Regions from separate parts of the Mus musculus genome. Here region 1 is linked to region 2. Evidence: chromatin contacts called from ENCODE Hi-C or POLR2A ChIA-PET data. All regions are on one chromosome and are shown on one strand. The core of a region is the stretch at or near the end of the contact, and the rest is flanking DNA. Distances in the headings are between cores, read along the strand shown. Region 1 holds the start of Plcl2 (phospholipase C-like 2). Region 2 has its middle 39 kb from the start of Plcl2.

Region 1 (4,114 bases), core at 685-3,184, 39 kb before region 2:
CACCAAAAAAAATCCTTGAGGGGAAAGGTTGTTAAAATTACATAAACCGGTATATTATCTAAAACTTTCACATAAGGTGTTATTAATATCACAATGCAAATTCACCACAAATATTTAACCAATAAAAACAGGAATGTTGCATAGCTCTGCAAATAGGATCAATAATCATATATACTCGAAGACAACTTTCCTGGAAACAAACCACATACTAGAAGGAGAAGATATATCCATCACTAAGAGCTACACAAGCAGGAAAAAACGGACACCGCTTTTCTTGGTTTAAAAGTTAGACCATACACTTGATCTTTAGAGACAGGCAATGCACTTGATCTTTAAGCCCTTCAACTGTGCCCTGTCCACACAAAACCTGAGCAAGCAGATGACAAGGCTAGATGCAGTTTCACAACAGCCTCTTACACAGCACCAAAGTGGTCTGTTACACTAGATGGCTGCAGATGATGATAACCCAGAGGCACCTTCACAGTACTTGAGCATTTCTGAATTTCAAATACCACCAGTGTCAACTCTGTGCTGTTGGCACATTCTGACCTGTCTCCTAAGGGTTGTCAGCCACAAACAGGATGAGTTAGCACCAGACAGTACTCACTGGCCTGTCCTAAAAACTCCTTCATGTCTCAAAAAGCAACATTCCATATTTGCTCCATATTTGAACAAGCCAAATGGGCTGATCTGGCTCAAGGTTCTACTTTTCGTAGCTTATCAACTTTCTCTTTTCACTTCGAGTCACAAGAAATATTTTTATGTTGCAACTACACTGCAATGTTTGAAGGAAGCCACCATAAACTCTTAATGTCACCTCTTGAAATTTAAAATTCACAAAACAACTGGTGGCTTTCTAAATAGCACCATGAAAAACAAAACAAACAAAAACAAAAACAAGCAAAAACCATTCCAAAGAAACTTGCTAATTTGGAGAGGCCTGCTTATAGCAGCTAGGAAAGAATTAAATTGTGCGGAACTGTATTCTCTCAGAGCTTTTGAGGCTAAAAAAGAGGAAATCTGTGTTTATGTTCCCTTTCTCCGAGTAACTGAAGGAGAGGTATTTACATTCCCCAAATACAATCACTTGCAAGGGGCAACCAATTACCCAGTAGATTAGAAGAAATCTATTAAATAATATATGTTCATTGCCTGGGGTTTTGAGAAAATATTTTCACATGATCCCTGTCCTTTAAAATACAATAGAAACCTTACAGGGAGTGTGCCACCATGCTAAGCTGCCTCTGAAAAGCCTGTCCTACCCAGGCAGGTACAAGGCCATTTAATTCCAAGTCAATCTGGAGAGAGGTGACAGCCCCAAGTTGCTCTGGGGATGTCAGAGCACAGCACTCCTGCACACTCAGATCACCTCTCCATTCTTTCCCAATGCCATCAGCTTTCCAATCCCTGCTCCAGCACTCCAAACACCCCTACACCCTGGCTTCCCCTTCGCAGTGGGCTCATTTTGCATCGCCTCCTTCCGCCACAGCTTCTCCGGGGCGGGGAAAGCGAGCCCAAGGACGCGCGCGGGTCTCCTACTTACCTTGATGATGCTGCTCCGGCGGGGCAGGCCGCCCGGTTTGCTGTCCCTGGGGACCGGACCGGCAGCTGGGCTAGGGGTCCGCGCGAGCGCCACGCCTAGAGGTCCCCTGCCAGGGCTGGTCCGGGCTTCGTCCCCGGACACGCCGAGGCTGCAGTCTCCGTTGGAAACCCCGCCGCTGTCATAGCGCGCCCGCCCGTGGCCGAGGCGACCTCCCCCGCCACCACCTCCGCCTTCCCCGGCTCCGGCTTTCAGGGCGCCCTTGGCGCCTAGGGCCGGGCTCGGGGAGGTGGGCAGGGCCCCTCCTGCGGCGCCCCGGCCACACTCCGCCATGGGCGCCCCACGACCCGCCTGCACAAAGCCGCGTCCCCGCGTCCCCGCCGCCGCCGCCTCGGGCCGCTGCGCGCGGCCCCTCCTCCTCGCCGCCGCCGCCGCCTCGGCCGCTTCTTCCGCTTTTTCTTTTCTTTTTTTTTCTTTTTTTTTTTTTTCTTTCTCTTTTTGGTTGGGATGTGGCGCGTGCAGCGAGCTCGCCTCCGGCGCGAAGGACGTCGTGCAGGCGGAATTACCTCTGGGGTCCTGCCGGGGTCGGGGAGAGAGAGAGGAGAGAGGAGTCAGCTTGGGCGGCGGCGCCCCCGCTGCCGGCACCTGGGGAAGGAAAACACGCCCCGGCACACGCGCCGCTGCGGGCGCCAAAAATAACGCGCGCGCGCCAGCGCCCACCGCCGCGCGCCGCGTCCCCTCCGGCCCCGCGCTCACCGACGAGCGCCGCGTCCCCTCCGGCCCCGCGCTCACCGACGAGCTCGCGGCGGCGGGGCGCGAGGGACACGTGCGCCCACTCCGCGGCGCTGGCGACACGCGGAGGCGCGGCGCGCGGGGCTCCGGGGTTCCCGGCTCCGCCCAGGCCCGTCAGTCTCCCCCCCCCCCCCCACACCTTCAGGGCTCAGCCGAGGCCCAGGGCGGCTTCTGATGGCCCCCGGGCCCACCGCCACTTACCCGCGGCCATCGCCTCCCGGGCTTCGCGCTGCCCCCTACAGGCCGAGGGGACCCGTCCGGGCTCCGGGCACGGGCGTTGCGGTTGTGGTCGCTCTCCTAGGCCGGCTCAGCGAGGCGCACGCCACAGCCAGCTGTCAGTCACCTGAAGGCATCCCGAGGGGGACAGCGAACCCGCAGGCCGCGGGCGAGCTGAGGGTCCTGGGGCTGTGGTCTTGGCCGCTGCACCTCGCGTCCAGCTCCAGCCCTTCATTCGGAACCCGCTCCCTTCCCACCCTGCTCCCCCTGGGCTTCCTCAGTGGAGCAAACCCATTTCCCATACAGAAACCAATCCTCTTGCGTGTCCTTGGGCTGCTAAACTCAATGAGCACGACAGGTTGCCAGGATCTGGGGTAGGGATGGCATGGCTGGCAGGCGTTGAGAGACAGAAGACCTCCGCAGAGTTTATTTGGTGCCTCTGGGTTGTCCCACGGAGGTTTATCATTGTAGTCTGTGTCTTTCCTAAACCTGACACTAGAGAGACTTGCTTGTTCAACCCCTAGTGGGTACCATCCAAATCAGGACCATCGTTTGGGACAGGATCAAAAATCAATGATTAACATGTCGCTCTCATATGCAAATACTTTCCTTAAACCTCCATTCCTGGAGCCAAGGAAGAACGCAGGGCCACTGTGTAGCCTGGCAGAGCCATTGGCAGAAGAGCAGGACGAGTGCACTGTGTGGTACCAGAGGCTCCACCCACCTCCCCAACCCAGCCACCCTGAGGTCCAGTTTCATGCCTGGTTCTGGCTTCCCAGTTTTTCTCTCACTGTATTTCATCTTCTGGAAAGGCACTTTCCCTGGGCCAGGAGTACCTGAGAGTCCCCTGGGACAGAACTTAGAGACCTTGCCCTCGTTACCATAATATGGTAGCAAATTGCCAAGGAGCCTCTAAGGAAACGAGCTTTACATTCATAAACATGTCCACCCTTTCCTCAAATGCGACATCAAAATCCTTTCGTTATTCTTGGGGTGTTTTAATTCTTCTGATCCCCTTGGCACGCTTTTGTAAACATCTGGGCAAGTCAAATAGGGCCTACCCACTAACAAATGTTTTCTTATGGATAGATGACATTTTAATTCTTTTTTTAGCCTCACCCCTCCATATTAACTCCTTCCTAGTTTAGCCTCAAAATATATTTTTGGTCTTCTGACAGTTTCACAGAAAAATACTTTCAAATCAGCTTTTCATTTGCTTTATTAGATTGATAGTCATAATTGTGTTTGAGTATGTTAGAGAGGATAGAATGCAGGGGTCTTCCTGTAGAAGTTCTCTAATTCTGATGTTTTCAGTCATCACAGGAGGATCCTGCCCCTCTTGTAGTAGACGCTAATCCTCTACATTTACATGACAGTAGCAAAAGAAAAAATGATGTAGCTAACAAAGATTCTTCAGCTCTTTCCTGGAGAGTTCTGAGCTAAGTAGGGGCACCCTGAGGGTCAAACACCCAGAATGGGTTGTTGTTTTGTTTGGTTGTTTGGTTGTTGTTTACAGAACTAATTCACAAATGCCCTTCAAAATGAACACCTGTCTATTTCATTCTA
Region 2 (4,321 bases), core at 478-2,977:
ATGGGCTCCTCTGTACCTACCGACCACTGTCTGCAAACATCAGTTACATGTCACATCTTTTTGCCTGCCTGCCTGCCTGCCACAGTGGCATCTCAGAGCGGTCAGGAAAACTCACCTTCTTCCCACCAGAGTCAGAGCTCCTTGACCTCAGTCAATGTGCATCCTGCAAGCAGACATGGCTGAAGTTTTAACTCCAATCAATAGTTGTGGAAACTTCTTGTTATGACATCTTTTGGAGGATAGAAACAAACCATATTTCCCCCACGGAGGATGCTAACTTGCAAAGGGAAAATTCCAAGAAAAAAAAAAGAATTTTAAATTCAAGAATAGTTTTGTTTGGGTTAGATATAAAGATACAGACGTATTAAAACTTTATCAACATGGTCCTCTTAAAAGTTCTTCTGAGAAAACCATTACCCAATCATATTAGTGTGTAGGTTTTTCCACTTCTAAATATGTGATTTTATGATTTTCAAAAATCATACATTTAAAAATGCATGTACTTTGTTCTTTTCTGTGTGCCTGGGTGTTTTGCCTACACATCTGTATTTGTGCCACCTGTGTGCTTAATGTTCCTGGAGAGCAGAAATGGGTGTCAGATCCCCTGGAACTGAAGTCACAGGTAGTTTCAAGCTGCCATGTGGGTGCTCAACACGGAACCCAGCTCTTCTGCAAGAGCAGCTAGTGCTCCTGACTGCTGAGACTCCCTTCTGGTCCTCTGCCTGCTTCCCACAGCAATCCACATTTCAAACACACACACACACACACACACACACACACACACACACACACCTGTATGCACTCATATAAGTGAGATCAAAGCTTACCCTAATGGCTTTTCCAAACTCGAACTCAAGTTTTTTCTATTTTGTCGTATATGATTCTGCATATTCTGTTTTAAATCATTCTGTCCCTTCTGTGTTTGACACTGTTTTGTTTTTTTGGTGTTGGGGATCAACATACTAGGCAAGTGCAATGCATCTTAGTTATGTTTTCAGCCCTGTGTTATTCCACTGTTGTTCGATGCTTTGGAAATGCTGGTAAGTATTCACAACATTGATCCCACCACCTGTTCATAGGTCAAGACCTGGTATTTACAAAACACTTGAAAAATAGGAGACTGGTAGCTTCAGGGAAGGAAAAAGAACATCTGAGACACTTAAAAGGAAAAGAGTGGGGAGGGTCACACAAAGGAGAGTGACAAGAGAAAGCCTGGTTCCTGTCTTATGTCTTGGCCAGCTCAGAGCCTGCACTTCCGCATGCACCCCTGGCCTTCCGGCTCTGGACCTCTTCCTGAACCTACTTCCGGTTCCTGTACTCAGCTGCCTGTCACCTCTTAGTTATCTAAAGGTGCCTTTTGTGCTCTGAGATCTCTAAGTCCCTCCTGCATGCCAGTCCTCTTTCCCTGGTATGTCCAACCTAACTATAACTCTTCCTCCTCCTCCTCCTCCTCCTCCTCCTCCTCCTCCTCCTCCTCCTCCTCCTCCTCCTCCTCCTCCTCCTCCTCCTCCTCCTCCTCCTCCTTCTCCTGGAGGATTCTAGGAAACAAGACTAAGTGGAAATGATCTGGTTTTAAAAAGGTTTTGAAAACCTTGACAATTTGGAGAAGATTATGCGAGCAATGTGGTATGGAAGAACACAGGGAAAAGACTGGAAGAGCCGGAAGTTTACCAGCAGCAGGAGGCCAGTCAATAGGCTGGATCCATGCCAGCCCTAAAGGGAAAGCATTTAGACTGCCTAGAGAGAGAAAAAAAAAAGTAGGCCAGAAGAGGGATTTCTCAACAAGAATCTCAAGTTACTATCTTCATATGCTTAGACCAAGACCACGGTGAACAGATTTGCAAAGCCATGGGCCTCCTGTTAAATCTCTTCTAAATGAAGTGAAGCGCTGACATAGCTCGCTAGCGGTTGTGACCTCAGAGCAGATCAAAGCCGGTTTCCTCAGTGCAGAAAGAGCACAGGAGGGCTTCGGTGGTGAACCAGACTCTGGTTCGCGTGCAGCCAGAACAGCTTGCCAACCTTGGTTTTTACGATTTTTTTTTTTTTCAGCTGCTGAGACAGGAAATGACGTGAGGCTCTGAACACACTATTACAGCAAGCAGCTGTTCTGAGAGAACTTTCTGTTTCCAGGCCCGGCACCTCAGAATGTTGGCTTCTGTGTGGTCGGTTGTTGAAGACCAACTCTGTGCGAGGTGTTAGGTTGAGAAGAGGTGCAGCAGAGGATGCTGGAGCCGCAGCTGAGGTAAAAGTGTGGCTTTGATCTTCATGCCAGTTCCCTAAGCACGGCTTACTAACCATTCCGTCCTATCTTTTCAGACTTGAGTCTTTTCAGACTTGAGGGAACTTCATGACCTCACCAGACTCTAAGCTGCATCCTATAAATAAGGTCCTGGCTTCCCATCTCCTCTTTCTTCATCCTATATAAAAGGTTGTGCATGATCAGTTTTCTCAACAACCACAATGGAAAAAATGGAGAAGTAAAGAGGAAAAAAAAAAAAAACCACGAAAATGCAGCAGTTTGCCTTTCCCACAACTAAAATGAATGAACCACCCCCATCCCCTTCGGTGCCTGGGAGAGGAAGTACAGTTGCAAATGTTACCCGCACTAAACCAGATTAATTTTCCATTCAAGAGGAAAAGTAAGCAGCACGGGGCAAGGGAGGCAAATTGCAGGGCCCTATTATTTAGCACGTTTGAAATGAAAGGCAATACTGCTATTGAAGGCAGGCTGAGGAGCGCTCTCTTCCTCTCGCTAATATCCGCCCACAGGTTGCCTAGCAACCAAATTACATCGTGGAGAACACTCCCCAGCAATAACTGACCCTGAATTTTAATTTTCATGTTGACGTTGAAGCAGACTAAGTAAGTAAGTAAGTAAATAAATAAATAAATAAATAAGTACAACCACTCTGAAAGAGCATTCATTTTGATAACTGAGCTACAACTGTAGACTATAGGATAGCAAACACAACATTTTTTTTTTTTTTTTTTTTTTGGTAAAGACTTTCTCTTTTCTGGAGCATTATGCTAAAAAGTAAAAAGAATCTGGAGAGGCTTATTTTAAAAAATACCACGATTCCATGATTGCTTTATGAAGATCAGAATGGGAATTCTACTTAACAAAATAAACCCTAAAATCTATGAAAATACTGTATATAAAAAAAAGAAATGTCAAGTTTTAATCGTTGCTTTTTTGAATGACCTTTTAAAAATGAGAGCTAACTGTCAATGTGGATCATAAAAGACCACCCAGAACCCCGGCATCACTTCTTCATGCATGGCAGAAATAGTGGTTCACAGGAAGAAAGGAAAGGCAGCCTGTCCTGGGTTTCTCCTCAGAGTGCTATTTGAGTCCAACAGTAGGAACTGAGCATGCTGAAAAGACCTCCCCGCTGTCCCGATTGTCACATGGGCACACTTTTAGAAATGTGTTCTATGAGTTCAGAGTTCCTTTTCTCTGGGTCTGGACACAGCATGTTTATCACTTCGGAAAAGACATCCTTCTAGCCTAGCCTGAGGAGGAAAAGAAAACAAGGAACACCTCTTCTCATTTCCATGTGTGCTAAAATGTCTGCATGAAACTTAATTCCCACCAACAATACTGAGTATGTACCAGAGCAAACAGAACAGAAACAAAGGCTTGTTTAGGGTTTAGATCCAGCTGTGGAACCCCTTTAGACATCTGACCTTTTAGCTCACTGATAAAAGAAAAGAGCATTAACATTCATTTGGCCTGCAGACAGCACATGACTTTCATCCCAGAACTTGGGAGTCAGAGGCCTGTAGATCTCTGAGTTCTATGCCAACCTGGTCTACAGAATGCTAGTCAAAGTGTCTTAGGGTTTCACTGTTGTAAAAAGACACCATGATCAAGGCAACTCTTATAAGGGAAGCATTAAATTGGGACTGGCATACAGGTTCAGAGGTTCAGTCCATTATCACCCAGGCAGGATCATGGCAGTGTACAGGTAGAGATGGTCCAGGAGGAGCTAAAAGTTTTACATCTTCATCTGAAGACCACTAGGAGAAAACTGACTTCCAGGCAACTAGGACGAGGGTCTTAAAGGCCATGTCCACAATGACAGACTTCCTCCAACAAGGCCACACCTCCAAATAGTGTCACTCCTTAGGCCAAGCATGTTCAAACCACCACACAAGGCTACACAGAGAAACCCTATCTCAAACAAACAAGCAAACAAACAAACTCATCTGTTTGGATAGTTGTGGGGCCTAAGGTCACTTAGCTCTGTGACGTCAAAGAGTAAACATTCAATTTCCAACGTTCTTGGTCATATTATACAGTATAATTTCTGTAGTGGAG

The links. Hi-C counts contacts between places; a loop is a spot of excess contacts on that map. ChIA-PET counts read pairs that join two places held with the same protein, here RNA polymerase II (POLR2A).
Region 1: a loop to region 2 is called in a map of heart, with 6 times the contacts of the local background. The contact joins the promoter of Plcl2 here to the enhancer-like site in region 2. A Hi-C loop is called at or near these places in 10 of 37 maps with a recorded cell type or tissue (T-helper 17 cell, T-helper 2 cell, heart and 3 more). POLR2A ChIA-PET finds 5 or more read pairs at or near these places in 1 of 5 experiments (embryonic stem cell).

What each region holds. Positions count from the first base shown.
Region 1 is chr17:50,507,367-50,511,480 of GRCm38, reverse strand. Plcl2 (phospholipase C-like 2) reads right to left here and starts at 1,934. Exons shown (of 6, transcript NM_013880.3): 1 at 1,544-1,934. The coding sequence starts at 1,873.
Region 2 is chr17:50,468,371-50,472,691 of GRCm38, reverse strand. No RefSeq gene overlaps it. Among named protein-coding and RNA genes, the nearest start is that of Plcl2, 39 kb to the left of the region's middle. Within about 2 kb of position 1,727, at least 2 of the 3 ENCODE cell types and tissues checked have a DNase peak (open chromatin) inside an H3K27ac peak, as active enhancers do; they include heart, where a contact is called at or near this core.